Regions from separate parts of the Homo sapiens genome. Here all the other regions are linked to region 3. Evidence: chromatin contacts called from ENCODE Hi-C or POLR2A ChIA-PET data. All regions are on one chromosome and are shown on one strand. The core of a region is the stretch at or near the end of the contact, and the rest is flanking DNA. Distances in the headings are between cores, read along the strand shown. Region 1 holds the start of TIPRL (TOR signaling pathway regulator). Region 2 holds the start of DCAF6 (DDB1 and CUL4 associated factor 6). Region 3 holds the start of MGST3 (microsomal glutathione S-transferase 3).

Region 1 (2,700 bases), core at 46-2,545, 2.5 Mb after region 3:
CACCTTGGCCTCCCAAAGTGCTGGGATTACAGTCTTGAGCCACTGCACCTGGCCTGTGTTTTTATTTGTTTTTGAGACAGGGTCTCGCTCACCCAGGCATGAGTGCTGTGGCATGATCATGGCTCAATGCAGCCTCTGAGGCTCAAGAGATCCTCCCACCACAGCCTCTCAAGTGGCCTGGGACTACAGGCAGATACCATCATACACAGCTAATTAACACGGTTTGTAGAGATGAGGGCTTACTCTGGTGCCCACGCTGGTCTCAAATTCCTGGACTCAAGCAATCCTCTCACCTAGGCCTCCCAAGATGCTGGGATTATAGGCAGGAGCCACCTCGCCTGACTAAAGCTTAAATCTTTCAACAGATTGCCGATCAGAAAATCTTTGAATCCACCTATGATCTGTAAGCCTCTCCTTCAAGACATCCCACTTCCTTAGCCTGAACCAATGTATATCTTCCATATATTGACTTATTTTACCTGCAATTCCCAACTCCCTAAAATGTATAAAACAAAGAGTAATGCCACCGCTTCAGATGCTCTTTGTTAGGACCTCTTGGGACTATTCCCTGGGCCATGGTCACTCATATTGGTTCAGAATAAATCTCTTTAAAACCTTTTACAGAATTTGTTTTTTTTCCATTAACAAAATCATCTCATTTTGAGGCAACTGAAGCCTAAAATCGTTAGAGAAGCGCTTTGCCCAAGGATTCACACAATAGTGTTGCAAATGGAGATTTAGCACTAAGTCAGCTGTGTTGTTTTCACTATACTGGGTGCCTACATAGCAACTAGACCATGGAAAGTCTTCGCATATCTACGAGGATGCAATTTTTGATAGGAGTTGGTCATAGTCAAGAGTGGCTAGATGGCCACTTCTAAATCTTGTTGGTGCTGGATTTCCTAAACTCTGTGGGATTACTTCTTTTTTTGACCTCAAAACAGAAAAATTTCCTCTGTAACACGATTCACTAACACATGAGGTAATCACACTGCTTTGAGGTCTGTAAGGATCAAGTTGGAACCGTCATCCCCTTCCCTGGCAGTCCCTAAAATCCTTCGAGATGACGTCACCCAACGAGTTCAAGAGGGCGGTGCGTTCCTAACCACACCTTCTGCAACCCAAGTGCCGCCCCTCTGACTTTCTCCTTTTTCCTTTTTTCCGGAACGCCGGAACGTAAGACGTGGGTCACGCAACAAGAGCAACTAGTCCCGGAAGCAAAAAGCAAAGAGGCGGAGAAGAAGACGGGAAGCAGAGCCCGCGTCCGGGTCGGCCGGCAGGGGGCGGGGCCGGGCATGGTAACGGCTCGGAAGCCTAGGAGGCTGGGCCGGAGGGAGGCGGAGGAACCGGTGTTCGCCGCCGCCGCTGCTTCAGCTTATTCCTTGTGGCCTCTGCGGGTCCTGCCTCAGCCATGATGATCCACGGCTTCCAGAGCAGCCACCGGGATTTCTGCTTCGGGCCCTGGAAGCTGACGGCGTCCAAGACCCACATCATGAAGTCGGCGGATGTGGAGAAGTGAGGCTTCGGGGCACGGGGTCTGGGCGCTGGCCGGTTGCTGGCCCAGGGCGGGAGGCAGGGCGAACTCTGTGCAGCCCCTCCCCTTTTCCCTGAGGCGGAGGTTCGGTCCCTCCGGACCGGACCTTTGATTGACAACTTCGATAAATAATCCAGTCACACTTCCGGGCCCTTTGGTTGGGGATCGCCAGGCGCTGCTTTCGTCAACTGTCAATCCGCCTGGGTTTGAGTAGAGTGTGACTGTTCTGGTGGACTTTCCCCTCACCAAACGTCTCCTCCTGCCTCAGCCTGCACCACCTTTCTTTCTGGGTGGCTGTTGCCTGTTTTCTTAGGGGTTAATGACGGGGATGATTTATAAGTTTGGTTTCTGTCACGTCAGGTGCTGTGCCCGGCGCTTGAGATAGGAAATGTAAAAGACAACGTGCGCCTCAATTCACAGTCTCGTGAGAGAGACAGACAATTATATTACAGCGTGAATAAATGTAATGAAGATGTATACACGGAGTGATGTGAGGTCTTTTAGGGGCTCGAACCATCTGGGAAATTGGGATGCCTGAACTGAATCTTTATAAAACCGTTGCGGGGGGCGGTGGATAGGTACATGCCATCAGGTCAGGCAGAGTGAGTTGTGATGCGTTTTTGATGCCTGGGCTGAATCTTGACAAAATTTAGGGGAATCAGGGGACGCATGTAAAGCTGGGGGCTCAGGGAGAGTGAAAGCTGTGATGTGTTTAAAGAGCTGTGTCCGTGTGATTGGAGCGTGAGGTACCATAGGGGGTGTTGTGAGAGATGAGAGGTAGGCCCCAGGGGAATCAAGATACTGAGGGAATTTTTATGCCTGGCTAAGGAGTTTTCAATTTTATCTGACAACCACTGGGTGTAATTTTATCCAAAGGAGCTGCATTATCAGATGTACGCTCTGAAAGATTTCTCTGGAGGCCATGTTGAGGCTGGATTGCAGGTCCGCAGGGATGGGAAGGAGACCAGTTAGTAAGAGAAAAGATAGGTTTTAGAAGATTAAGTCCCTGGGATGGCCAGCTGATGGGAGGAGAAATAAAAAAGGAAGAGTCTATGCTGATGACAAGATCTCTGGCTTGGATTTTTGCATGTATCGTATGCCTTTGAACAAGATGAGAAGCACAGGAGGAGGAGAAGCAGATGGGGGCAGGGTGTTGGTTAGAGGAT
Region 2 (2,700 bases), core at 165-2,664, 2.3 Mb after region 3:
TCAGTCTGCAGGCCTCTGCCAGCAGCAGCTGAAGAAAGTGACCTTTACTCCAAACCCTACAGTGCGACAAACCACCCATCCAGCTCTGCCTAGAGTGGGTTAATATGCCACAATTCGAAAAGAGAAAGAGAATGAGTGTTTCATGGTGGCCCCAGACAGTTTGGTGGCCGCAGAAGTTGAGAAGGCTCAAATCTGGAGATCAGGTTTGGGTTGGAGTCGTGCGTAAGGGAGCGGATGTCACATAGGTGGGGAAGGGAGCTGACTTGAGATACGTTGGCTTAGGAAGAGATGTTGCAGGAGAGAGGGTGAAATGCACAGGCTAGGAGAGTAGACGGCTTCACTTGAAGGGAAGGGATTGGGGCTGTGGATGCCTCTAGAGGCAGTTGTCAGAGGGCCTCTAAAAGGTCCATTTTAGAGGAAGCGAGAAGGAAGGTCTCGATAAGGAGCCATTCAGGGTCCATTACCTGCTGGATGGTTGTACAACGGCCTCAATTTCTCGGGCAGCATCAGCTCCACTTTATCGAGGAGCCGGTGGTAGGTGGCCCGCAGGCCTCGGGCACCGGCGGCCGACATCGCCGCCGAGGGATCGTTGGCAGCCGGGTGGGAGCGTGGCTGTGTTCTCGTCCCTGGCTGACAACGAAGGGGAGCTAGTCACTTTTCCTGCCACGACGACTCGCGTCCGCCTCTCGCCTGGAGTACCCTTCCCGCGGCTTTCCCTGCCCGCTGTGAACCGAAAAGCTGCGGCCCGCGCCCCGCGAAGGTTGAGGGGGCGGAGGCTGCCGACTGCCAGCCCCCGGTCCGCCTCCGGCCCCCGGCAGGAGAGAGGGAGGAGCCATGGCAACAGGTGCCAAAATAATCACCTCACCAAGTCTGCGCTGCGCCCTGCTGGCAGCGCGCTTGCGCAGGCCGAGCTGCCCGCCATGATTGGCCCGCCCCGAGGCGCGGGCGGGGTCGAGCGGAAACCTCCTCCTTCTCCCCATGCCCTCGAGGCCATGTTGGAGAAGGGAAAGTGAAGCTGCGCTGGTTCTACTGCCCTTTCACTTTGATTAAGCAGGCCCGTAGTTAAAATGGGTTTTTGGGCCTTCAGTGCCTAAAGATGATGCCGCACAATTCTCTTGCTTCTTTTCACTGGAGACTCGTGAGCGAGAGACTACAGAATTGAGTAGCTTCTCTCTCTACTCGTCTTTTATCCCTAGCGACTTAAGGATCTGGTTAGAGTGGCCCGAATGCATTCTTCCAGGGTGAGGGCAGCCGCAGCACACACCAGCCTCAGTCCCCAGGGTGGTCGTCATCTCGCGAGAAAGGGTTGGCGGGGAGGGTATCCAGGACGAGGAGAGGGAGGAGTCGCCATCGCCTCCGCCTCCGCCTCCTCCTGTTGGAGGGGGGCTGAGGGAGGAGACTGTTGCTGATCTTTGGATGTTCTGGTTAGTCTAAGAAGGAGAGTATGAGGCGAGCTCCGGCCCGGGTGCGGCCGGGCTTCAGGGGCCCAGGCGCCGCTGCTGCCACCGCCATCTAACGCTGCGCCCTGGAGGCCCGGCGCGCGGATGGTGCCGGTGCGGCTCGGGTGTTGAAACGGGTGTCCCCTCCCCCTCCTCCCCTCCCCCACGCGGTGGTCTCCCCTCCCACCCGGCTCAGGCAGAGCCATGTCTCGGGGTGGCTCCTACCCACACCTGTTGTGGGACGTGAGGAAAAGGTCCCTCGGGCTGGAGGACCCGTCCCGGCTGCGGAGTCGCTACCTGGGTGAGCGGGGGCCCCGGGGCGGAGGCGCTGAGGTCGCCGCCTAGAGTGGGGGAGGGGGCACGCTGCCGGGTCTGTTGGAGGTGGGACGGCGTCTCGGTGGGGGCGCCCGGAGACTCTGGGGTGTTGGGTGGGGCCTTGGTTGCCGAATTCCGTGCCGGTGCCTCCCCCAGTCAAGCCCCCTGTGCATGCTGCCAGCCGCCGCCCTTGCTGGGTTTTTCTCGGAGGGCCGGGCCGTGGGCAGAAGGTACTGGCTTGTAAAGGTGTTGGGGTCGCTGATGGGTTGGGACTCGGGAGACTTGCGGAACCTCCAGGAGCTGCCGCGTTTAGAGCAAAAGTTAGCTCTTTTGCTCTTTTCCAGCGCGCTTTCCCCGCTCAGCCGAAGAACCTAAGTTGTTGCCCACCCTCTCCTTCAATCTCCAGAGGGTTTAGGTGTCGGCTGCGACGCGTTGACCACCCTCAGGGACTTCACGCTCCAGACAGAATCCGTGTAAACTGTTTTTGCGGCGCTGAGCCAAAACCTAAAAGTGATAGCTGAGCTCTCCCCACCCCCGCGCGCTCTCCCAGTTCCACTCTGCTCTTCAGTTCGTTTTGACCGCTTAAAGGTGGTGTAGGGTTTCACGTTCCTCTTCCCACCCCTGGAAAACACACTTGGCATTTACAGTTTCGTAGTTAAGCTTTCTAAAAACAACCTTCAGTACTTGGGGGAACAGTATTCCACTTTTTTCGTTTTGCATAACATTTTTTTTTTGAGGATTCTAGGTCACGCCCGAGTCAACTAAAAAGTTTGGTTTCTTAAAAATGGACGTACTTAGTAAAGGTCTTTTTTGTTTCTTCCTGTATACTCTTCATTACTCTTTCTTTCTATTTGGAGATACGGCAAACAACATCATAAAATTTTTTTCTTTCCAGTTTTGCCACTTGCTAGTTAAAAAGTGTTTGTTGCTCTCATTTGTTTTTGAT
Region 3 (2,700 bases), core at 102-2,601:
TTACGTAGAACAGCCAGCAAGTGGAGAAACTTGCCTCAATAATGCAAAACTGTCTCCCTAACTTACTTCCTTTCAATGTTCAAGCAAAACAAAGCCCTCTCTACATCCAACATGACAGAAACCCAACATGACAGAAAGTATGAGAATGGTTGGAAATTGCTGAAACAGCAACAGTAAAGATTTAATGAGCTCTCAAAGTACCTCTAGATGTGCAAATATGACAACCCAATAAAAAGAAACACACACATAACCTAGAGCCTTCAAAAATCTAGATTTCTGCCTTTCCACACCTTAACTTGGAATCATTCAGGTGGGTTCCTAAGCATTCTCTCGGAGGTGAGGAATCCTCCAAAGAGGAGACTCTAGGAGGGGCCCAGGTGTGGCAATCTTCAAAAGGATGAGGGATGTCCAGAGGAGAGGTGGCGGGAGGGTGCACTTAAAACACGCGAAAATTGGAAACGTGCCTTCTGCAGTCAGTTCCTTCGGATTTTCCGGCATTTAGAAGCCAGTTCTACTCCTTCAGCCCGACCGTATCTGCAGGTCTCACCCAAGACCAAGACCCCCGCCCCCACCCCTCCTCCACCCGGCCTCGAGCCCCGCCCCGGACGCTGGACCCGAGCGTAACGGGAGCAGGTGTTCACATCAAAGGTCTGGGTCGCGAAGGCAGAGACTCCATGTGCCGCAAAAAAAACTCCACGGACAATTGGGAGACTCCTTTCAAAAAAACAAAACTCCGGAGCCACGCGACTCCGCGCTCAGGGGGCGTGGGTACGGCCCACCACGAGGGCAGGGCTCGGCGCCAGCTCTCGGCAAAACTAACAATATTTGTTAGGCCCTAAACAAAAAGGCCCTAACAGCGATAAATCCATTCACTTCGGGAGTGTAGCAACCTGGGACACCAAGCGCCGCCCACGCCCCAGCTACGCGCCTCAGGGACACATCGATTGAGGCGCGGCTACTTTCGCGCACGCGCCTTGCATGCCCGTGCTTCGCCCTTACAGCAGAGCGCCTAAAACCGCTACGGTGGCTCTGCTGGGGACAAATTATTCACGTCCCACTGTTCTGCAAACCCAATCCGGGAGGTATGACCTGGCTGGGACAGTTTAGGAAGATGGCCACGAAGGCACCTGGGGGAGTAGATATATGTTTTTGAGAATGAGAGGAGTAAATCGCTGGACGACCATGAGCAGGAAGAAAATTAGGCCTCCACCTCCCAACCAGTGGCCCTGAGTTGGCAACTTAGACAGCGCGCGCCAGCGCCAGGAGCCCCGCCTTGGGGGCGTGGCCGCGCGCTGGTCGGCTGGGGCGGGGCCTGCTTCTGGCCTCATCTAGCCCCGCCCCAGGCGAGGGCGCCGCACCCACACCGCGCTGCGCAGTTTTGTTCTGCTCCAGCTGTTCGAAGGTGATCCAGGTGAGTGCTAGCACCTGCGGGCAGCCACGAGCACCGGGCCGCCGGGGGCACTTCAGCCTTTGCGCAGGGCACTCCCATATTTCAGCCTATGCGAGCTGAATAGAGACCCGCTGTCTCTAACCTCCCCCCACCCTTATCAGTAAATTAGCGATCTGAATTTCCACCCTCTCTGCTCTCCCCTTGCCTTGCATCTTTTCCCTGGTGGAGTGGGTTGGGAGCGTCTAAGCGAGGCCCGACCTATTTATGTGTAACTCAGGAAAATTCTCAAGGTCAACCCTTCCTCCATTCCTTCCTTTCCTCTCCTGCTGTCCCCGGGCTCTGCAGTCTGGGGGCACCTTTCTGCCTTCCGGAGACCACCCGACCTTGCCCTCTGCTGTTCCGGCGCAGAGGATGGCGAGCCGGACACTGCCGGGGGAGTGGTTGTGCAGGCCTGATCAGTAACACTGGTTTCAGAAGTGGCCTGTGAGCAATGCACCCGCTGCGGTGGGGATGTGTTGCTAGGGACGGTCGGGAGAGCCTCTGAAGGAATTGTGTTTGTTTTCCTCCTGCCTCTTAGAATCGTTTGTCCATTTGTACTGGGAAGGTGGTCATTTCCTACCGCTGACTTAGAGCAAGAGACGCCTCTAGGCGGGTGGGGGACTCTTCAGGTTCTTCCTTGGATTTCAGAAAATGCCCCTTCTTTATGTGGGGTGGCAGCACGGAGCCGTAGGGCTACAGTAGTGGGGCAGTTGCAGGGCGGTGGAAGGCGCTGGAGACTCCTTAGTGAGTCATTCCCCGAAGTTGTGGCTTCTGCTGATACTTTCCTTGAGAGTCACGAGTTTACAAGCTACATAATAGCGTCGGGGGCAAGTAAGTGTGGAAGACGAGGTAAAGGAAAAGCAGATACTAGGATGGGTAGAAGGAGAGGCAGGGGTTAGAACTTTAATTCCTTCCCTGGGGACAGGAGATGCCCTGGAGGGGAAGGCGCTTCCGGCTCTGCAGGTATGTGCTGTTGGGCCTAGGTGTGGTCCTGCGGAATTGCTGCAGATTTTAGATTGCTGGTGGGTAGGAGCTGCAGCGCTTCTCTTGGGAAATCTGTAGATCACCTGGAGCCAGCAGTTCTGGGAGGCACCCCAGGTTATTGGTCAGAGTTACAGGCTATATTTTATTTCAGTGAATTCAGAGAGCACATTGAGTCAGATCAAGAATGTTTATTCTCATAGGAGATGAATTTAAGGAGTTAAAACTAACATATAAAATAGAAACAAATACTTTCATCCCTGGGAAGACTTTCCGTTAAGCTTCCCTCC

Evidence for each region. Hi-C counts contacts between places; a loop is a spot of excess contacts on that map. ChIA-PET counts read pairs that join two places held with the same protein, here RNA polymerase II (POLR2A). Pooled maps may share reads with other maps.
Region 1: a loop to region 3 is called in a map of naive thymus-derived CD4-positive, alpha-beta T cell, with 11 times the contacts of the local background. The contact joins the promoter of TIPRL here to the promoter of MGST3 in region 3. A Hi-C loop is called at or near these places in 1 of 168 maps with a recorded cell type or tissue (naive thymus-derived CD4-positive, alpha-beta T cell) and 7 of 50 pooled maps. POLR2A ChIA-PET finds 5 or more read pairs at or near these places in 1 of 52 experiments (OCI-LY7).
Region 2: a loop to region 3 is called in a map of B cell, with 16 times the contacts of the local background. The contact joins the promoter of DCAF6 here to the promoter of MGST3 in region 3. A Hi-C loop is called at or near these places in 3 of 168 maps with a recorded cell type or tissue (B cell, CD4-positive, alpha-beta memory T cell and naive thymus-derived CD4-positive, alpha-beta T cell) and 12 of 50 pooled maps. POLR2A ChIA-PET finds 5 or more read pairs at or near these places in 1 of 52 experiments (activated naive CD4-positive, alpha-beta T cell).

What each region holds. Positions count from the first base shown.
Region 1 is chr1:168,177,667-168,180,366 of GRCh38, forward strand. It overlaps TIPRL (TOR signaling pathway regulator), which reads left to right and starts at 1,296. Exons shown (of 7, transcript NM_152902.5): 1 at 1,296-1,515. The coding sequence starts at 1,412. RefSeq lists enhancers at 919-1,420, 1,408-1,527.
Region 2 is chr1:167,935,269-167,937,968 of GRCh38, forward strand. DCAF6 (DDB1 and CUL4 associated factor 6) reads left to right here and starts at 1,415. Exons shown (of 22, transcript NM_001198956.2): 1 at 1,415-1,740. The coding sequence starts at 1,644. MPC2 (mitochondrial pyruvate carrier 2) reads right to left here and starts at 1,804. Exons shown (of 6, transcript NM_001143674.4): 1 at 1,671-1,804; 2 at 465-630. The coding sequence starts at 573. RefSeq lists enhancers at 431-540, 991-1,300 and silencers at 711-880, 1,481-1,550, 1,581-1,820.
Region 3 is chr1:165,629,883-165,632,582 of GRCh38, forward strand. It overlaps MGST3 (microsomal glutathione S-transferase 3), which reads left to right and starts at 1,352. Exons shown (of 6, transcript NM_004528.4): 1 at 1,352-1,411. RefSeq lists enhancers at 273-803, 1,857-2,026 and a silencer at 1,187-1,426.